Regions from separate parts of the Homo sapiens genome. Here regions 1 and 2 are each linked to region 3. A link is a contact called in ENCODE Hi-C or POLR2A ChIA-PET data. All regions are on one chromosome and are shown on one strand. The core of a region is the stretch at or near the end of the contact, and the rest is flanking DNA. Distances in the headings are between cores, read along the strand shown. Region 1 holds the start of DNAJC17 (DnaJ heat shock protein family (Hsp40) member C17). Region 2 holds the start of RAD51 (RAD51 recombinase). Region 3 holds the start of BUB1B (BUB1 mitotic checkpoint serine/threonine kinase B).

Region 1 (2,700 bases), core at 94-2,593, 650 kb after region 3:
CCCAGAGCTTCCTCTTCTCAAAAGCTCACTCACCCCATGAGCAGGGCAGCCCAGAAGTACTGGGACATTAGTGGGCACTATTTTTTTTTCCTTTTTTTTTTTTTTTTTTGAGACAGTCTCGCTCTGTCGCCCAGACTGGAGTGCAGTGGTGCAATCTCAGCTCACTGCAACCTCCGCCTCCCGGGTTCCAGTGATTCTCCTGCCTCAGCCTCCCAAGTAGCTGGGACTACAGGTGTGTGCCACCACGCCCGGCTAATTTTTGTATTTTTAGTAGAGAAGGGGTTTCAGCATATTGGTCAGGCTGGTCTCGAACTTCTGACCACATGATCCGCCCGCCTCGGCCTCCCAAAGTGCTGAGATTACAGGCGTGAGCCACCGCGCCCGGCCTAGTAGACACTAATTTTCTTTCTTTCTTTCTTTTTTTGAGAAAGAGTCTTGCTCTGTCGCCCAGGATGGAGTGCAGTGGCGCGATCTCGGCTCAGTTGGGCACTAATTTTCATTTGATGAACGCCTCTCCTTCGTATATTGTTAAAACTACCACCATGATCCAGGGGGAGATAAAAGAAATCCTAAATCCAGCTTGATCAGTGTTTCACTCCCTGGCATCTTTATCACCACCTAAGGTAGCATGGACCTCTATACCATCTGCCTTAACCTTCTGATCCTCCTGCTTTTAGCCCACTAACTAGCACATGCTGAGAAGGGCATCAGCTACTTGAAAAGAGTCAATGGGCTTGAGTGGAAAAGAAAATAGAGACAGCAGGGTCATCGGTCACATTGGCAAGGGGGCATGAAAAGGGAGTGGAGAGGCTTTGAGATCTTACTTTTCTTTCGTTCTAGGCTCTTAGTGGAAGAATTAAATCAGCCTGCAGAAGAGACTGAAATGAGGCACCTCTTGTCACAGTCAAGGCAGAAGCGGAAACGGAGGCCGAGACTGCGCAGGCGCAGAGGAGGCTAGCGTTCCTTGCTGCCTCGCCCCGCGGCCTCTAGGAGACAGGGGCCACGGGGAGAGCACAGCCACCCGGCGCGAAGAGCCCTCTGTACCCCGCTTCCTCTTGAGGCCCTCGGACCGTCCAGGAAATGTCTGGGAGCCCGCCTGCGGAGGGCATAGCGCCGACCCTCGCTCCCCGCCCAGGACCCGAATGAACCTGGAGAGCGGATGCCAGCAGTGGCCGAGGCGCTAGGACAGGAAGGACCGCCAGACCTCTCAAGATCAGCCTTCCTCGCCACCGTTCTCACCTCTTTGTCCGCTGCCTTCTCCTCAATGCCTAGCAGCGCGTACAGGTCCATCTGTAAGAGCTCCTTGGTCACTGCCATGGTTCCGGCCTGACGGATTCGTACTACAACTCCCAAGAGTCTAAGCGCGCGTGAGGACTGCAGGCTCCGAGCGGCGCCTAGCCCTCTGGGAATTGTGTTCTGGGTCAGGCTTGACTGACTCTGAGGGAGGCCGGCAGTCGTGAATGAACTACGACTCCCAGCAGCCCCCGTTGCCGCCGCTGCCGTACGCTGGCTGCAGGAGAGCGTCCGGATTCCCTGCTCTAGGTCGCGGCGGGACAGTGCCAGTGGGCGTGTGGGGCGGGGCAGGGCAGGGAAGGGAAGGGCGGAGCTGGGGTGAGGGTCCAAGGGGCCCAGGACTTGGCCGGCGTGATCTCAGCTCTGCAGACCCTGCGGTGCTGGGAGCCACCATGGAGAGTAGGTGCTACGGCTGCGCTGTCAAGTTCACCCTCTTCAAGAAGGAGGCGAGTCTTCCCTCCCCGAGGGCTGCAGGGCCAGGGAGGAGAGGAGGGAAAAGCGCGGGACTTAACGTCCAAAGACTTGGTCTTACGGCTCCTTTCCAGCTGTGTGGTTTTGATGAAGTCATTGATCCTCAGTTTCCATTTCTGTAAAATGGGGCTAACATTCTCTCGCTTTCAGGGTTTATGTGAGGGTCCACTGAAGTGCTTTAGGTGAGAGTTCCCTATAAACTGTAAAGCGCGCTGCCGTCGTTTTTGCAAAGCTACTCTTTTCTGTCGGCCCAGTGTAGCATCTGGCGGTTTTCTTCTCTCCACCCTGCTCCTCCGAAGCGCGGTGTCCATCACACCAAGCCCGTTACTCCCTCTGCTCTGAAATCTTCCCCATCCCGCAGCCTGCCCTTCTCCAGGTCGCTGGAGTTAGATTACCACACTTCCTCCTGCTTCCGGGGCACCATGGTGAAGGCTGACTGTCCTGTCCCTATCACAGACCTGCCAGATTCCTCTGGTAAACTGCAGGTTCCCTCTGCCTCAGTTGTGGCCAGGGATTCTGACCAGGAGATGATGGGAACTAGATGGAGTAAATTAGTGTCACGCAGGAAGGCAGGACCGTGCAGCATTCACCAACCTGGATTTTGGAGTCAGCGTTCAAATCTGAGCTCTGCTGTCTTATTGAGGCGGTGACCTTGGTTTGGATAAGTTATGTAACCTCTCTGGCCCTCTCAAAATAAGGATAATCACGGTTGGCATCAAGATTAAGTAAAATAATGTGTGTAAATTGTAAGGAATAAATCACATGATGAATGTTAAGTACTGGGTTTAGTGCCTGGCACATAGTAAGTGCTTAATAAATGGAGGCTATTGTTAGCCCATCCTGAGCCAAGCCTCCCTCCATCTCTGCAAGAGCAGAGGAGGCATCGGCTCTGCCCTGTCTCTCTGATTCTCCTTTGTGGAAGAGTCAGTGGCCTGA
Region 2 (2,700 bases), core at 165-2,664, 530 kb after region 3:
ATATGGGGTCCCACTATGTTGCCCAGGCTGGTCTCCAACTCCTGAGCTCAAGCGATCCTCCCCCACCTTGGCTTCCCAAAGTGCTGGGATTACAGGTGTGAGCCACCGTGCAGGCCTTATATGATCTTCATATCCTGAACTAAATGTAACCTTCCAGTTTCGGCACTTGCTCTGGCACTTTTCCTCCCTCGCCAGATAATACTAATCTTTAATCATGTAGTTCGTTTCCATGCCCATACTACCCTATTTGCTTATAATGTCTTCCACTTCGCCCAAGAATCCCTACTCAGCTAGCTTGTGGTGTTGTTTTGACACAGTCTCGCTCTGTCGCCCAGGCTGGAGTACAGCGGCGAGATCTCGGTTGGCTGCAACCTCCTCCTGAGTTCAAGCGATTCTCATGCCTCAGCCTTTCGAGTAGCTAGGATTACAGGCATGTGCCACAAAACCTGGCTAATTTTTGTATTTTTTACTAAAGACGAGGTTTCACCACGTTGGCCAGGTTTATCTCCAACCCCTGACCTCAGGTGATCCGCCTGCCTTGGCCTCCTAAACTGCTGGGATTACTGGCGTGAACCACCGCGCCCGGCCCTACTCAGCCTTTAAAACCGGAATCACGGGTCAAAACTTTCTGGTAAACCACGATACGGTTTAGGTTATGAAATTCAATGCCCCCTTCCTCTGAACTCCTGCAAATCTCCAGTAAAGCACCACAGATTGACGAATATTCCAGCCATTTCCCTCTCCCGTACGCTAGCTCCATTTCCCACTTCTATCCATCTTCTCGAGCTTCCTCAGCTCCTCCACCTCCATGAGGCCTGGAAAGCACCTTGCTCCAGGAATGCGAGTAGGAGGCTCAGAGCGACCAGAAGTGCCAAAAGCTGACATTCAGATACTGCCGAAACAAACCACAAGAGCGCTAGGGCCCCCGCTAATAGTCCAGCTGCGATGGTGAGAACTCGCGGACCCGCCGGCGATGCATGCCGGGAGATGTAGTCCCGGGCCGACGCATTACCTCTTGGGAGTCGTGGTCTTCGATCTGGTAAACAGAAGACGGCAACTCGGTTAAGTCTTCCCCCACCGCCCCCTGAAATCCCTCGCCCCACCCGCGAGGGACTGGGGTAGGAGTAGGGGCGTTGCCGTGGTTAGCCTCGAACTCCTAGGCTCAGACGATACTCTCGCCTCGGCCTCCCGAGCAGCTGGGACTACACGCGTGAGCCACCGCCCCCGGCATAAAGTTTGAATTAGTCCTTACGCAAAAAGGGAAGAGGGCAGTCTGTAAACTCGCGCAGGATCAAGCTCTCGAGCTCCCGTCTTGGGTTAGCGCGCAGGGCGGAAGCGGGGAGAAGGCGGATCCGGGAGGCGGGGATACGTTACGTCGACGCGGGCGTGACCCTGGGCGAGAGGGTTTGGCGGGAATTCTGAAAGCCGCTGGCGGACCGCGCGCAGCGGCCAGAGACCGAGCCCTAAGGAGAGTGCGGCGCTTCCCGAGGCGTGCAGCTGGGAACTGCAACTCATCTGGGTTGTGCGCAGAAGGCTGGGGCAAGCGAGTAGAGAAGTGGAGCGTAAGCCAGGGGCGTTGGGGGCCGTGCGGGTCGGGCGCGTGCCACGCCCGCGGGGTGAAGTCGGAGCGCGGGGCCTGCTGGAGAGAGGAGCGCTGCGGACCGAGGTGAGTGTGTGAGGCGCAGGCTGGGCCCTCCAGAGCCGCGGCTCGTCCTCGCCCACCTGCGTCCTGGCCGGTCCAGTGCTCAGCGGCAGTTGGGGCCTCCGCGCGCAGTGTGAAACCCGGACGTGGCAGGGCGTGTCCGCGCCCGACCGACCCTCAGCTGCTGGGGCGAAAACACAAGTGGACCTCAGTCTTTAGAACTAGGGGAGAAACATTAGAGCCTTTATAGGCAACACCTATTTTATGGGTTCGAGCGAGAAGTCCGAGATCAGAGCGGTGTAGCCACAGCTGTTTAATATCACAGCCAGGGCTTCCGGATTCCTGATCTGTCTTTCCATTACACCGTGCTTAGAAAGTACCAATCTCCGATTGCCAAAACAGTGTTTTCATCATCTAATGCGGAAAACCATTCACATGATGCCTAGAGAATGATCTGAAGTGAGGTTTGGTTTTCTTAAAACTTTTTTTTTGAGATGGAGTCTCGCTCTTCCGCCCAGGCTGGAGTGTAGTGGCGCGATCTCGGCTCACTGCAACCTCCGCCTCCCGGATTCAAGCGATTCTCCTACCTCAGCCTCCCGAGGAGCTGGGATTACAGGCCCCCACCACCACGCCGCCAGGCTGATTTTTGTATTTTTAGTAGAGACGGGGTTTCACCATGTTGGTCAGGCTGGTCTCGAACTTCTGACCTCAGGTTATCCACCCGCCTCTGCCTCCCAAAGTGCTGGGATTACAGCCGTGAGCCACAGCGCCTGGCCCCTGTTTTTTTGTTTGTTTGTTTGTTTTTAACTTCTAAAGCGCAATGTAATATACATGTAGAAAAATTCACATTCACAACTGTATACAACTCCGTGAATTATTACAAAATATACTGGCCGGGCGTCGTGTCTCACGTCTGTAGTCCCAGCACTTTGGGAAGTGGAGGCGGGAGGACGATTGAGCCCAAGAGTTCGAGAACAGCCTGGTCAAGATAGTGAGACCCGCATCTCTACAAATAGGAAAAATTAGCTAGGCATGGTGGCGTGCACCTGTAGGCCCAG
Region 3 (2,700 bases), core at 149-2,648:
ATCAAAGCCCTGAATCCACTATCCCCAGTGACTGTTTGGGAGGAAGGGGTTAAGCAGGGTGACTCCTAAGTCTGAATTTGAACCTGTAAGGATAAAGTCGTGAATCTGTTACCCAATGGAGAATGACAATAAGCCAACAACAAGAGTAGAGGCGAGAAATGGAGAGAGGCCCAGTCCACATGAGTCCTGGGTTAAGCTTTATCTGAAGTCTTTTATATATAAAAGACAGTAAATTCCCTTTTCTGAGTAGGCCGATTTAAGTTGGATTTCTACTTCTTTGGAATCAAGAGTCCTGATGATTCAGAGGAAAGAAGGACTTATATAACATGAACAAAGACAGAAAGCTGGGAACTAAGAACCAGAGGGTAGTGGACAGTATCCTCAGCATCTGCCTCTGGGAAGTGCCACCTCTCTGACCATCCCCACAGTCATAAAGGAGAACTCCCCTGTACCTGGGCTTTCTTAAATGACCCTGTTCCTTCCTCAAGGTGGCTAATGCCTGTAATCGCAGCTACTGCGGAGGCTGAGGTGGGAGGATCACTTGACCCCGGGAGTTGGAGGCTGGAATGCAGTAGCCCCATGATGGGGCTACTGCACTCCAGCCTGGGCAACAGAGCAAGAAGAAGACCCTGTCTCTAAAACAAAACCAACCAACCAAACAAACAAAAAGACTCTACTCCCCTGGTCACATCTGAGCTATCACAATTTCTTCCTCAGAAAATTGAAATTGCAACAAACAGTTTAATGTCAGTCAAGGCTAGTCCCCTGAAGGGGAAAAGAGGTAACACCTTGGGAACCATAGCATGGCTGTGTTTACTGCTTGTGGACTGAGCAGAAGAGAAAGCAAGACAGTATCATCACTTTATAGATGAGGAAAACTGATGGTCAGAAAGATTATGTAGCTTGCCTAAGGTTGCACATTTGGTATGATTTTACAGAACTAGAATCCAGCTTTTTGAATTCAAGGGTGGGGCAGGAAACAGCTAGGTCAGTGGCCTAAGAACTCCGGACGGGTGAGATTTGGGGCAGACAGCAGGGGTAGTCACCCTACAAGAGTCACGCCAAGTGCAAGCACTCAGAGACATCTCCCAACACTCAAAACAGCAAAGAAGTTCTGGTGCTTTAAGTGTTCCTCGCTCGGCTCAGAGACTCGGCTTCGAGCCGCGACTCAAGACAGCACCTGGGGGTATTTGTTTTGCCTAAGCCTGCTGCACTTCCACGGCCATTGAATCCCAAAAACTACAATTCCCATTATGCACCGCGAGTTCGCGGACTAAACAGGCATAAACTACAAGCCCCAGAATGCCTTGGGCGAGACGCGAGAGCACGGAGGAGCGGAGGGGCGTGGCCACGTCGACCGCGCGGGACCGTTAAATTTGAAACTTGGCGGCTAGGGGTGTGGGCTTGAGGTGGCCGGTTTGTTAGGGAGTCGTGTACGTGCCTTGGTCGCTTCTGTAGCTCCGAGGGCAGGTTGCGGAAGAAAGCCCAGGCGGTCTGTGGCCCAGAGGAAAGGCCTGCAGCAGGACGAGGACCTGAGCCAGGAATGCAGGATGGCGGCGGTGAAGAAGGAAGGGGGTGCTCTGAGGTAGGTACGGGAGAAAGCTGCTGGGGGCTGGGCCTGAGAGGACACGGCCTGGTAGGTAATAGAAGGCTCCGCTCGGAGCAGTCGAGGGGGAGATCGGCACCGTCAGAACAGACCCCACCGGAGCCTCCTTCCTTTTGGAGTAGAATGCCGGAGGTGGAGGTGAAAACGCAGTGGACTGAGGGCACGTGCGAATCCTGCCGCATCCAGCTTCAAAGCGAAGAAGGCTGCGGGACCCCAGCGGAACAAAGAGTTTGGAAGTTGCAATGTTGTCTGTTTGTAACTCAGCTCAGCCACCTGCTAGTTGTTTGACCTTGGGCAAATCGTTTGTATGGAAAATGCTGATGTTAATGCTGCCTTACGTGGTTCTGGGGGAATTCAAAGTATTTGTTAAGTAACTGCTTCCAAATAAGCGCTCAACAAATGGCAGGTGCTATGCCAATAGCACAGAGATCTGAAAGCCTTTAGCCAATATCATAGAGATCTAAATTATGCCAATAACATAGAGATCTAAAAGCCTTTTTCTGCATGTTTGCGGCTTTTCCTTGTATTAAAAAAACTATATTGCAGTTCTAGGTTGGAAATCTGTATGTGTTTTCACTGTGGTGCCCGCAATACCTAGATAAGTGCTATGTCATGGGCTCTTTCATTCATGTAACAAGTATTTTTTTGGCTAAGCTCTGAGTGCAGCAAATATACAGACACAAAAATCTCAACCCTCATGAAGCTTAAGTTCTGGCATGGGATGAAGGTGGGGGAGTCAGACAATAAAGACAAACTGTTAGGTGGAGATGTGGTCAGTACTAAAAAAAATAATAAAGCAACTGGGTGTAGTGAATATTGGGGGTGGGGATTGGTGCAATTTAACTTGAACACTGGAGTCTCACTGAGGAGATGTCACTTTGGTCAAGACTTGAAGGAATCTCAAAAGCTAGAGGTTCTATATCTGAGGAGAGTACAAAGGCTGAGGGTGAGAGCTAGGGGAGGAAGTTGCACCTGGCATGTCCAAGGCCATTGTCACTGGAGCAGAATTAACTAGAAGAGTAAAAGGATATTATGTAAAAATGGTGAAGATGCAGATTGTAAGGACTTAGCTTTTACTCTAGTTGTAATCAAAA

The links. Hi-C counts contacts between places; a loop is a spot of excess contacts on that map. ChIA-PET counts read pairs that join two places held with the same protein, here RNA polymerase II (POLR2A). Pooled maps may share reads with other maps.
Region 1: a loop to region 3 is called in a map of CD8-positive, alpha-beta T cell, with 9 times the contacts of the local background. The contact joins the promoter of DNAJC17 here to the promoter of BUB1B in region 3. A Hi-C loop is called at or near these places in 2 of 168 maps with a recorded cell type or tissue (CD8-positive, alpha-beta T cell and sigmoid colon) and 11 of 50 pooled maps.
Region 2: a loop to region 3 is called in a map of CD8-positive, alpha-beta T cell, with 8 times the contacts of the local background. The contact joins the promoter of RAD51 here to the promoter of BUB1B in region 3. A Hi-C loop is called at or near these places in 1 of 168 maps with a recorded cell type or tissue (CD8-positive, alpha-beta T cell), 1 of 37 single-sample maps with no recorded cell type and 8 of 50 pooled maps. POLR2A ChIA-PET finds 5 or more read pairs at or near these places in 2 of 52 experiments (Caco-2 and activated CD4-positive, alpha-beta T cell).

The regions. Positions count from the first base shown.
Region 1 is chr15:40,806,130-40,808,829 of GRCh38, forward strand. DNAJC17 (DnaJ heat shock protein family (Hsp40) member C17) reads right to left here and starts at 1,344. Exons shown (of 11, transcript NM_018163.3): 1 at 1,240-1,344. The coding sequence starts at 1,317. It overlaps ZFYVE19 (zinc finger FYVE-type containing 19), which reads left to right and starts at 960. Exons shown (of 11, transcript NM_001077268.2): 1 at 960-1,739. The coding sequence starts at 1,461. RefSeq lists enhancers at 623-712, 1,173-1,222, 1,263-1,312, 1,943-1,992.
Region 2 is chr15:40,693,760-40,696,459 of GRCh38, forward strand. It overlaps RAD51 (RAD51 recombinase), which reads left to right and starts at 1,415. Exons shown (of 10, transcript NM_002875.5): 1 at 1,415-1,666. RAD51-AS1 (RAD51 antisense RNA 1) reads right to left here and starts at 1,346. Exons shown (of 2, transcript NR_040058.1): 1 at 1,253-1,346; 2 at 1-1,036. RefSeq lists enhancers at 405-584, 467-1,064, 945-1,094, 1,565-1,624, 1,662-2,259 and 1 more.
Region 3 is chr15:40,159,671-40,162,370 of GRCh38, forward strand. BUB1B (BUB1 mitotic checkpoint serine/threonine kinase B) reads left to right here and starts at 1,399. Exons shown (of 23, transcript NM_001211.6): 1 at 1,399-1,585. The coding sequence starts at 1,551. RefSeq lists enhancers at 1,533-1,632, 1,653-1,782, 1,790-2,554.